Regions from separate parts of the Homo sapiens genome. Here region 2 is linked to region 1. A link is a loop called in an ENCODE intact Hi-C map of the cell type or tissue named here. Cell type or tissue: CD4-positive, alpha-beta T cell. All regions are shown on one strand. Each heading gives the region's core, and the rest is flanking DNA. Links, peaks and the distances in the headings are about the cores only. Region 1 overlaps CLSTN1 (calsyntenin 1). Region 2 overlaps PIK3CD (phosphatidylinositol-4,5-bisphosphate 3-kinase catalytic subunit delta).

What was found. Hi-C counts contacts between places; a loop is a spot of excess contacts. Peaks named below come from ENCODE experiments on the same cell type or tissue, not always from the same donor. Only the 100,000 strongest peaks of a DNase experiment are listed, where the experiment ranks them.
Region 2: a loop joins it to region 1, with 7 times the contacts of the local background. A loop is called at or near these places in 3 of 110 quality-filtered maps.

Annotation. Positions count from the first base shown.
Region 1 is chr1:9,782,497-9,787,864 of GRCh38, reverse strand. All of the region lies in intron 1 of CLSTN1 (calsyntenin 1), which reads left to right. Among named protein-coding and RNA genes, the nearest start is that of CLSTN1, 39 kb to the left of the region's middle. RefSeq lists an enhancer at 1,041-1,541. In CD4-positive, alpha-beta T cell, for the core only: a CTCF peak has its summit at 3,111 (motif pointing left); a DNase peak (open chromatin) is centred at 3,134; H3K4me3 peaks cover 367 bases; H3K27ac peaks cover 745 bases.
Region 2 is chr1:9,726,217-9,731,514 of GRCh38, reverse strand. It overlaps PIK3CD (phosphatidylinositol-4,5-bisphosphate 3-kinase catalytic subunit delta), which reads right to left. Exons shown (of 24, transcript NM_005026.5): 24 at 2,401-4,606. The coding sequence ends at 4,469. CLSTN1 (calsyntenin 1) reads left to right here. Exons shown (of 19, transcript NM_001009566.3): 18 at 125-309; 19 at 810-2,589. The coding sequence ends at 1,007. Among named protein-coding and RNA genes, the nearest start is that of PIK3CD-AS2, 41 kb to the right of the region's middle. In CD4-positive, alpha-beta T cell, for the core only: no CTCF peak of the experiment used is centred there; DNase peaks (open chromatin) are centred at 774, 1,114, 2,084 and 2,774; H3K4me3 peaks cover 1,381 bases; H3K27ac peaks cover 1,571 bases.

The DNA of each region.
Region 1 (5,368 bases), core at 315-5,314:
TTGCAAGATGAAAGAAGTTCTAGAGACGGGTAGTGGTGGTGACGGTTGGATGACAGTGTGAATGTACTTAATGCTATTGGCCTGTACACTTAAAAATGGTTAAGATGGTAAATTTTTATACTGTGTATTTTCCCACATTAAAAAAACTTGTTTGGAATTTGGAGGAAAAATTAGAAGGCTCACGCCTGTAATCCCAGCACTTTGGGAGGCCAAGGCAGGTGGATCACGAGGTCAGGAGATCGAGACCATCCTGGCTAACATGGTGAAACCCCGTCTCTCTAAAAACACAAAAAATTAGCCGGGCACGGTGGCAGGTGCCTGTAGTCCCAGCTACCCGGGAGGCTGAGGCAGGAGAATGGCGTGAACCCGGGAGGCGGAGCTTGCAGTGAGCCGAGATCACACCACTGCACTCCAGGCTGGGCGACAGAGTGAGACTCCGTCTCAAAAAAAAAAAAAAAAAAATTAGAAGGCTCACTTTAAGCTTTCAAAAGTTGCAATTGTAGGAAGTGAGGATTACTTTGCAGGTTCTGTTTCAAATTCATATTTTTATCAACCATAACACAAGCTCTGAGAGGGCAGGGGCTGTTTTACTCACCATTATTTTCTTGGTACCTAGAAGACTACCTGGGCCTCGAGAAAGACGGATGGATGGATGGAAGAAGGGGGAAACAGAAGCCCCTTCTTCTGGATTCTCCTGCCCTGTCATTCCTCCTTAGCTCTCAGTTCTAGTTGGGGACAGCCCCATCTCCGTGTGCGGGAGATACCTAGACTCTAAACTGCAGTCTCAGCCCAGCCCCTTCCCCTTCTCTTCTCACCCCTGCAGCCACCTCTTCACCCCCAACTTCGTTCTTGGGACTCTCCTGGCATCCTACCCTGAGGCTCATGTGCAGGGTCTGGTCCCCTTGCTTCCTTCTTAGTGTTCAGGGTGGGATGTGCACCAGGGAGAAGGACATAGGGGTTCCTCCTCCATCTGTTCCTGCTCATTCCCTGGTCTTTTCTCATGATGCCACCATGCATGCCTTGCGCTCCCCAACACGAGGAGCCCGATGTAGCTCTCAGGCCCTGTGAGCTGGGTAGTGGTGAGCCCATGCCCAGCCATAGACCGCCTGGTGGCGGACAGGCAGGTGTCCCAGCCTGTGAGCAAGAGAGTGGATCCAGATGTGCAGAGCTTGCAAACAGCTCTCACCTTTGTTTTTTTTTTTTTTTTTTTTTTTTTGAGACGGAGTCTCACTCTTGTCAGCCAGGCTGCAGTGGAGTGCAATAGCACAATCTCAGCTCACTGCAACCTCCACCTCCCGGGTCCAAGCAATTCTCCTGCCTCAGTCTCCTGAGTAGCTGGGATTACAGGTGCCCACCACCACACCTGGCTAATTTTTAGTGTTTTTAGTAGAGACGGGGTTTCGCCATGTTGGCCAGGCTGGTTTCGAACTCCTGACTTCAGGTGATCAGCCTGCCTCGGCCTCCCAAAGTGCTGGGATTACAGGCATGAGCCACCGCGCCCAGCCTCACCTTTCGTAGAACAGCTGCATTGTGTGTAACAGTATGTGGTGGTATGATGCTTGTCCTGGGAAAAGTGAATAAATGCAGGGAAAGTTTCACTGTACTATTAAAAAACTCAATTGTTCTGTTAGCTTAAGAATTTATTTGACACTTAATGTGTGTGTTTTTTGTTTGTTTGAGGCAGGTCTCGCTCTGTCACCCAGTCTGGAGTGCAGTGGTGTGATCTCAGCTCACTGCAACCTCCACCTCCCAGGCTCAAGCGATTCTCATGCCTCAGCCTCCCGAGTAGCTGGGAGGTCCCAAGTAGCTCCCAAGTGTACCACCATGCCTGGCTAATTTTTTCCTATTTTTTGTAGAGACAGGGTTTTATCATTTTGCCCAGGCTGGTGTCGAACTCCTGAACTCAAGCGATCCACCCACCTCAACCTCCCAAATTGCTGGGATTACAGGCATGACCTACCGTGCCCGGCCTTAATGTGTTTTTATTTTAAAAATTAACTTCAAGCTGGGTGGGGTGTCCCACACCTCTGAGACAGAGTGAGACCCTGACTCGGAAAAAAAAAAAAAAAGAAATTCACATCAATGTAATGCACAAATTATTAAAGTGGCTCTTTTAAAGTGTACAAGTGATTTTCATGTAGACATCATTGGTTTTCCTTAACGGGGTGGATGTCAGTCAGTGGTTCTCAAGGGAGGAGGGAGGAGGATTGCCCCCAGGGGATCTTGGGGAATGTCTGGAGACACTTCTGGTTGGCACATCTTGGTGGGGAGGCCGCGGACATCCAGTGGTTTTGAGGCCGGGATGCTGCTGAACGTCCCACAATGCACGGGACAGCCCCACAGCTAAACATTGTCTGGCCCAGAGTGTCCAGCTGTTGAGAAACCCTGATCTAAATAATGTCTAAGCTATGTATTTGGTGTTTCAATCAGCCCTTTAAAATTTAGTTTGTTTGGGATTCTGATGAAGAAATCCTTAAACCTGTGCATACAGAGATTCTTTGGCAGTGTTCAGTCTTTGGAAAAAAAAAAATAAGAGTAATTAAAAAATCTGTTTTACAGCTGGGTGCAGTGGGTCACGCCTGTAATCCCAGCACTTTGGGAGACTGAGGCAGGCGGATCACTTGAGGCCAGGAGTTTGAGACCAGACTGGCCAACATGGTGAAACCCTGTCTCCGCTAAAAATACAAAAATTAGCCAGGCACGGTGGATCACCTGAGGTCAAGAGTTCAAGACCACCCTGGCCAACATGGTGAAAACCCCTCTCCTCTAAAAATAACAAAAATTAGCTGGGAGTGGTGGCACACATTGTAGTTTTATTTCACTTCAGCCTGGGTGACAGAGCAAGACTCTCAAAAAAAAAAAAAAAAAGAATTTATGACTAGGGACAATACTTAGAGACCCAGAGATAATGCCTTTTTATATTTTGATTTTAAAACTGTGAATATTTTACCTGTTCCAAATGCTTTTTTGAGGAAAAAAAGAATCAGCTGGAGATTTTAAACTTAGAGTTTAAGATACTTTTCTACCCATGTCATCTTTAACAAGGGCCTACTAGCTCGCCTTTGGAAATTAACTAGCAGGATTTTAAAATCAAAGCCTGAGAACTTGGAGCATGCAAGGGCACCTGTCACCACCTGCTGGCAGTGTTCCTTAATTGCAGGTTCTTATGATAGACCAAGGTTTAAAAGTTGAATCTGCAAATGAAACCTGTAACATCATCTAGGATTTATAGGTGAGACGCCAACAGTCTCTTGCAATATTTAGCTGTTGTTTTTTAAGGGCAGACATGACCAACCTACGTGTCATGATAAGAGGCACACATCACACTCTTGTTTGAAACAGTGGGTTTCTTTTTTCTTTAGAGATAGTCTTGTTCTCCCTGAGGCTGGACTGCAGTGGTGAGATCTTGGCTCACGGCAGCCTGTAACTCTTGGGCTGAAACATTCCTCCTGTCTCAGCCTCCCGAGTAGCTGGGAGTACAGGCATGTGCCACCATGCCAGCTAACTTTTTTTTTTTATTCAAGAGGGAATCTCGCTTTGTCACCCAGGCCGGAGTGCAAGTGACACAATCTCTGCTCACTGCAACGTCTGCCCCCCAGGTTCAAGAGATTCCCCTGCCTCAACCTTCCGAGTAGCTGGGGTTACAGGTGCATGCCACCACGCTTGGTTAATTTTTTTTTTTTTTTTTTTTTGAGATAGAGTTTCGCTCCTGTCGCCCAGGCTGGAGTGCAGTGGCGCAATCTTGGCTCATTGCAACCTCCGTCACCCTGGTTCAGGCAATTCTCCTGCCCCAGCCTCCCAAGTATCTGGGATTACAGGCATCTGCCACCACGCCTAGCTAATTTTTGTATTATTATTATTATTATTTTTTGAGATGGAGTTTCACTCTTGTTGCCCAGGCTGGAGTGCAATAGTGTGGTCTCAGCTCCCTGCAACCTCTGCCTCCCAGGTTCAAGCAATTCTCCTGTCTCAGCCTCCCAAGTAGCTGGGATTACAGGCACCCGCCACCACGCCTGGTTAATTTTTGTATTTTTAGTAGAGACAGGGTTTCACCATGTTTGCCAGGCTGGTCTCGAACTCCTGACCTCAGGCCATCTGCTCACCTTGGCCTCCCAAAGTGCTGGTATTACAGGCGTGAGCCACTGTGCCCGGCCAATTTTTGTATTTTTTTAGTGGAGACGGGGTTTCACCATGTTGGCCAGGCTGGTCTCGAACTCCTGACCTCAGGTGATCCACCTGCCTCGGCCTCCCAAAGTGCTGGAATTACAGGCGCGAGACACTGTGCCTGGCCTAATTTTTGTGTTTTTAGTAGAAACAGGGTTTCACCACATTGGCCAAGCTGGTCTCGAACTCCTGACCTCAGGTGATCCACCCGCCTTGGCCTCCCGAAGTGTTGGGATTACAGGCGTGAGCCACTGTGTCCAGCCTAATTTTTTAAAACATTTTTTTGTAGAGACGGGATCACACCTTGTCACCCAGGCTGGTGTCGAACTTCTAGGCTCAAGCAATCCTCCTACCTGGGCCTCCCAAAGTGTTGGGATTATGGGTGTGAGCCACTGCGCCTGGCTGGAAACCGTGGATTTCTAGTTACAAAGTCTTCTTTACTTACAATCAGGTTTATCTTCTGATAAACCCATCTTTGTAAAGTCTAAAAATCCTAAGTTGAGCCACTGTAAGTGGGGAACCATCCATATGAGTGAATAAACCGGAAAGGAACTGTTCGTGTACTGGGTTGACTGATATCAGGGCCACCCTGGGACCTGTGGTTGGCGTCTGGGCTCTGCAACCAACCTGCTGAAATCCCCGTTACTTGTGAGACTTAGGCATGGGTCCAGCCTCTCTCTCTCTTTTTCTTTTTGAGATGGAGTCTCGCTCTGTCACCCAGGCTGGAGTGCGATGGCGCGATCTCAGCTTACTGCAGCCTCCGCCTCCCAGGTTCCAGCTATTCTCCTACCTCAGCCTCCTGGGTAGCTGGGATTATAGGCGTGTGCCACCACGCCCGGCTAATTTTTGTATTTTCAATAGAGGCGGGGTTTTACCATGTTGGCCAGGTTGGTCTTGAACTCCTGACCTCAGGTGATCTGCTTGCCTTGGCCTCCCAAAGTGCTAGGATTACAGGTGTGAGCCACCACGCCCGGCCCGGGTCTAGCCTCTCTTTAGCCCACAGAGTTGGGTTGTGCTGGGGCAGCATAGCTTATATTCATGTTAATCCTAAAGTTGATTATTGTATTTTTTTCATCTTGACTTAAAAATCAAATAATTTCTAATGACTGAAATCTACCATAACCCTAAAAAATGAGTCATATCCTGAAATGATAGGTGTGTGCCTAGCTACAGCCTGCACTTGTAGAAGGTTTGATTGCCAGCT
Region 2 (5,298 bases), core at 299-5,298, 56 kb after region 1:
GCCTGTGGGTTCAGCTGAAGCGTGCTGTCCAGCCCGTTTTGACCAGGCACAGCCGAGGAGGTCAAGGGCACAGTGGCCTTCTGGGCCGAGTGACCTCGCATCCCGCCCCCTCATTCTCCCACAGTCGTCCCCAGCACTGCGACAGTTGTGATCGTGGTGTGCGTCAGCTTCCTGGTGTTCATGATTATCCTGGGGGTATTTCGGATCCGGGCCGCACATCGGCGGACCATGCGGGATCAGGACACCGGGAAGGAGAACGAGATGGACTGGGACGACTCTGCCCTGACCATCACCGTCAACCCCATGGAGGTAGGAGTGGGCGGGCGACCTCCAGGACTGAGAGGCAGCACAGGCCAGGGCCTCCGAGAAGCCGGTACGGCGCGGCTCCTTCAGGTTCACATGCTTTCCATCGCGTCATCTGCTCAGCAAGCCTGGGGCTTAGGTGTCTTCGTGGGTAAACCGAGGCTGAGAGAGACCTTATTCAAGGCCGTTCTGCCTTAAGTGTAGAGAAGAGCCATGCCAGGGCTTGGCGCTCTTGGGTCATGGTAATCCTGAGAGAGTTCTCTGGTGGGGCAGCTGAGGTGCTGTCCCAAGCTGCTTTGTATGTGGGTGACTCCGTGGGTGCTGACTGGAGCTTTGTTTTCCCTTCACTTCTAATATAACTTCCGGTGCCGTCCTGGCTGCTCTGTCGCTGGGGAGGGAGACGCTGGGGCAAGTTCTCCTTCCTCTGTGGCTGTCGAGAGGAGAATGCCAGGTGACGGGGCTGTGGGCAGGGCCGGACTCATGTGGCCGTCACTTCTCCTTGCCAGACCTATGAGGACCAGCACAGCAGTGAGGAGGAGGAGGAAGAGGAAGAGGAAGAGGAAAGCGAGGACGGCGAAGAAGAGGATGACATCACCAGCGCCGAGTCGGAGAGCAGCGAGGAGGAGGAGGGGGAGCAGGGCGACCCCCAGAACGCAACCCGGCAGCAGCAGCTGGAGTGGGATGACTCCACCCTCAGCTACTGACCCGTGCCCCCGGCCACCTCGGTTTCTGCTTTCGAAGACTCTGCTGCCATCCGTTCTCCCAGTCCCAAGGGTCCACGATGTACAAAGTCATTTCGGCCAGTAGGTGTGCAGACCCCTCCCCGCCACGATCGTCGCTGTGCTTGGTGTGTAGGACCCTAGGCTCCCCGCCCACCCTCTGCCTGGTCGCGCTCTTCAGTCCCACGAGGAGCTGACACGTCCTCTCTGGCCGCCATCCGGCTCGCACAGGGGCCTCCCAGCGCCTCAGGCCCCGCGTTTGTGTCTGGAGTCTCCCCCCGGGGAGAGGACACTGGCCCCTCGCACTCCAGAAAAGCCATGCCAGCTGGGCTCGTTGACAAAGGGTAAAACATGCTCACTCCCACCCGGTAATCATTTTTTTCTTTTTTTAAAAAAAGTTTTTATTTTTTCCAAACTAGTGCATGTATAAATAATGGCAGGATGGGGGGTACTGTGTAGATGATTAACTGACTTTTTAATATTTTGTAAATAAATCGGATTCCTTGTGTCCTTTGTGCTAGTGTAACCCGGGACTGGAATGTAAAGTGAAGTTCGGAGCTCTGAGCACGGGCTCTTCCCGCCGGGTCCTCCCTCCCCAGACCCCAGAGGGAGAGGCCCACCCCGCCCAGCCCCGCCCCAGCCCCTGCTCAGGTCTGAGTATGGCTGGGAGTCGGGGGCCACAGGCCTCTAGCTGTGCTGCTCAAGAGACTGGATCAGGGTAGCTACAAGTGGCCGGGCCTTGCCTTTGGGATTCTACCTGTTCCTAATTTGGTGTGGGGTGCGGGGTCCCTGGCCCCTTTTCCACACTCCTCCTCCGACAGCAGCTCCCTGGGCAGTGGCCTGGTCTCACCGTGTGCAGCCTTGTGGTTTATGCTTAAATGTACATTTTCCTGCTGGTAAAAGGAGAAACTGAGAGGTGTCCTGCAGACCGGCTGACCACTCCTTTTGGAGACGGCAGGAGGCCTGAGCGATCCGTACTCAGAACGTCCAGGAGAGACGCATGGCCCGAAGTCAAAGTGCTGGAATTTTCCAAAACAGCCTGTTCTCTCCTCTCTCCTCCCCAGAGCACCCCCTGCCATCAGGGGGGTTGAAATCCCTCTCCCCCAGGAGCCCTGCTGCTTTGCTTGGTGGTAGGGCAGGAGAGCAAACAAACAGTCATGGTCTAAAACCCACATAGCACTTTGCTCTTAGTTACATGTAAAATTTTAGATTTCTAAAACAGGTGGGCAATCATTTTGAATACTGTTCTGTGACCCTGACTGCTAGTTCTGAGGACACTGGTGGCTGTGCTATGTGTGGCCATCCTCCATGTCCCGTCCCTGTAGCTGCTCTGTTTAGACAGCGGACAGACGCTCACGCCCAGGGGATGTCCTCACGCTGTCGCCGCGCGGTTTCCCTTCGCAGATGTGTATACTCATGATAGGTCAGAAAGTGTATCCGCTACAATAAAGTTCTGGTTCTAACTAACTCCAGCCGGAGCGGGGTTTGTCTTCTCTCCTGTTTTGGTTTTAAACCTACACTCCCTTGTTTCTTTTTGAGCCGAGAACATAAAAGAACATAAAAAGGCTTTTTCTTTCTTTTCATCTGCCTTTACTTCTCATTTCAAGGTTTCACAGAGTGCTGGTCTCAACCCACATCAGTGATACTTAACTAACTTGCCTTCCCCAGACAGAAACATGAAATGACTTAAAAAAATAGAAAATATTCTTCTCGCCAGGCACACAAGACTGTACACCCAAAACCAGAAACGCTGTGGCTTTGCAAAGTGTGCTCCCACACCCGCGCACACAGGCGCACTTAAATAAATAACGCGCACGCACGGCTTTCCCCATTTCGAAACAGGCAGACGGTCTAGTGAGTTTCAGCACTTGCTGGGAACAGGCGTGTGGCCAGGGAGGTGCCCCGCGGGTGGCAATGACTACTGACGGACCCCTGGTGAATCAGAACAGAGCTGGCACCTGAGCCGCTGAGCGGGCGGCTACTTCTGGCTCTGTTGAGTTTTGGAAGACCTTTGAGAAATCAACAGCATCACCGGGCAGGTCCTGAGTCCATGGCCTGATATGTTAGGATCACCTGTGGGCTGCTAAAAGCCCACAGTCCTAGCCCCATCTGCAGAGTTAGTTGGCTTCTGAAGGCTGGGAGAAGCCCTAGAACCTGCATTTCTAAAGCTGCTCAAATCCAGGCCTTTGGAGGCTTAAGACTAAGCCTGCACCATTTCAAACTAAGTATAGTCAGAGAGAAAGATCCCAGCACGCCCCCTCGTTCTCACACTTCTGGTACCTCAGCACTCTCACAGCAGGTTCCCAAAGGTGATGGTTCTGGAAGAGTTCTGGCCTCATCCTTTTGTTAAAACCTGCTTTCAGAGGTGGCTTAGACAATGGCAGAGTGGGCCGGGCGCGGTGGCTCATGCCTGTAATCCCAGCACTTTGGGAGGCTCAGGCGGGTGGATCACCTGAGGTCAGGAGTTCGAGACCAGCCCAGCCAACATGGTGAAACCCCCGTCTCTACTAAAATACAAAAATTAGCTGGGTACGGTGGTGCACACCTGTAATCCCAGCTACTCAGGAGGCTGAGGCAGAAGAATCACTTGAACCTGGGAGGCGGAGGTTACAGTGAGCCAAGATTGCACCACTGCACTCCAGCCTGGGCAACAGAGGAAGACCCCATCTCAAAAAAAAAAAAAAGATTTTTGAGATAATGGCAGAGTATTCGCTTCTGACCTGCTTTTGCCTTCATGCGTGACCGGGGTGAGCTACATGAGGCCCAGATCTCTTTAACACGTCCTGAGGACCAGCGTAGATTCTCCTTTATGGGGCTGGGCCTGATCTCCCCAGCCGTAGAGGTGTGGTGAGTCATCTATTATTTTCTTACCTGCAAACAAAATCACTTTACAGTAGAGAAAGATGAGGGAATTCTCGTACCCAAGACCCACTTGAAAAGTGGAGAGCAAGCATCCCTGAATCTAGAGGGTACCCCGGCTGCCTCGGGGAGCTGCCAGAACTCAGTCTAGGGAGGATACACAGGGTGGGTCGCACGAGGATCAAGGCATCCTGTCGGACAGTAGGCACCAGGTGACCGCCAGGCGCCAGGACCCAGGCAGTCTGGCGGGAGGCCTGGGAAGAAGGTTCCCTCGGGAGGAGAACAGTCTTTGCTGGGCCCAGATCCACCAGCTGGAAGACTTGGGGTGACAATCCTCAGCCGAGAGCCAGGTGCAGCCTCGGGGGGCCCAGCACCGCCGCTGCATGAAGGAGGCGTTTCCGTTTATGGCTGTTTAGCTCCTTAAACTATTTCAAGTCATAAATAAATAACCAGTGTAAACAAAAGGCAGCCATGTCGGTTCTTTCCCGTTAGGTGCAGTTCAGGCTCTTCAGCCCCTTTAGGACCAATGTGCTTGGTCCCCACGACCCGCAGCCGCCTCCTCTTGGGCCCAGGGCTGGGAGGAGCCACTACTGCCTGTTGTCTTTGGACACGTTGTGGGCCAGCCAGTTCACTTTGGTTTTCCAGCTCTCACGGAGGGCTTCGTTAAACTTCACTCGGAAGTGCTTCAGTGCCTCCTCCTCTGTTTTCCCCAGTGCCAGGGAGTCCTGCAAACAAATCACAGCGGTGTCCACGTTAAGGGGGCCCGGACCTTGCTCTGGGATGCGTCCCTCTCTGGGGACTTCAGAGTCACTGAATGAAATGGTTAGTAGAGAGCTCCCAGCATCTCAGGAAAAGCTCTCTATTCCGCTCCCACCCTCAAATGAAGGTGCCAAAGACATCTTGGCCCCAGAGCCCCCAGTTCCCAAGTGACCTCGCCTCCCCTACTGGAGAAATGGCTCTGGGAGGAGCATGGGAGCAGCTGCTTTTGCAGGGACTGGTCACCAGAGGGAAGGTCCTGGCAAGCATGTGTGGCCCCAGCAGCCTCACCGCCCCATCCCACCTTCTCACATGGAGAGGACACAAGAAGGAAAAAAAATACATATGTATCTGTATATATACATTTTTTTGAGACAGTCTCACTCTGTCGCCCAGGCTGGAGTGCAGGGGCATGATCTCGGCTCACTGCAACCTCCGCCTCCCAGGTTCAAGTGATTCTTCTGCCTCAGCCTCCCAAGTAGCTGGGACTACAGGCAGCCGCCACCACACCTGGCTAATTTTTTGTATTTTTTAGTAGAGACGGGGTTTCACCGTGTTAGCCAGGATGGTCTCGATCTCCTGACCTCATGATTCACCCGCCTTGGCCTCCCAAAGTGCTGGGTTTACAGGCCTGAGCCATCGTGCCCGGCCAATTTTTTCT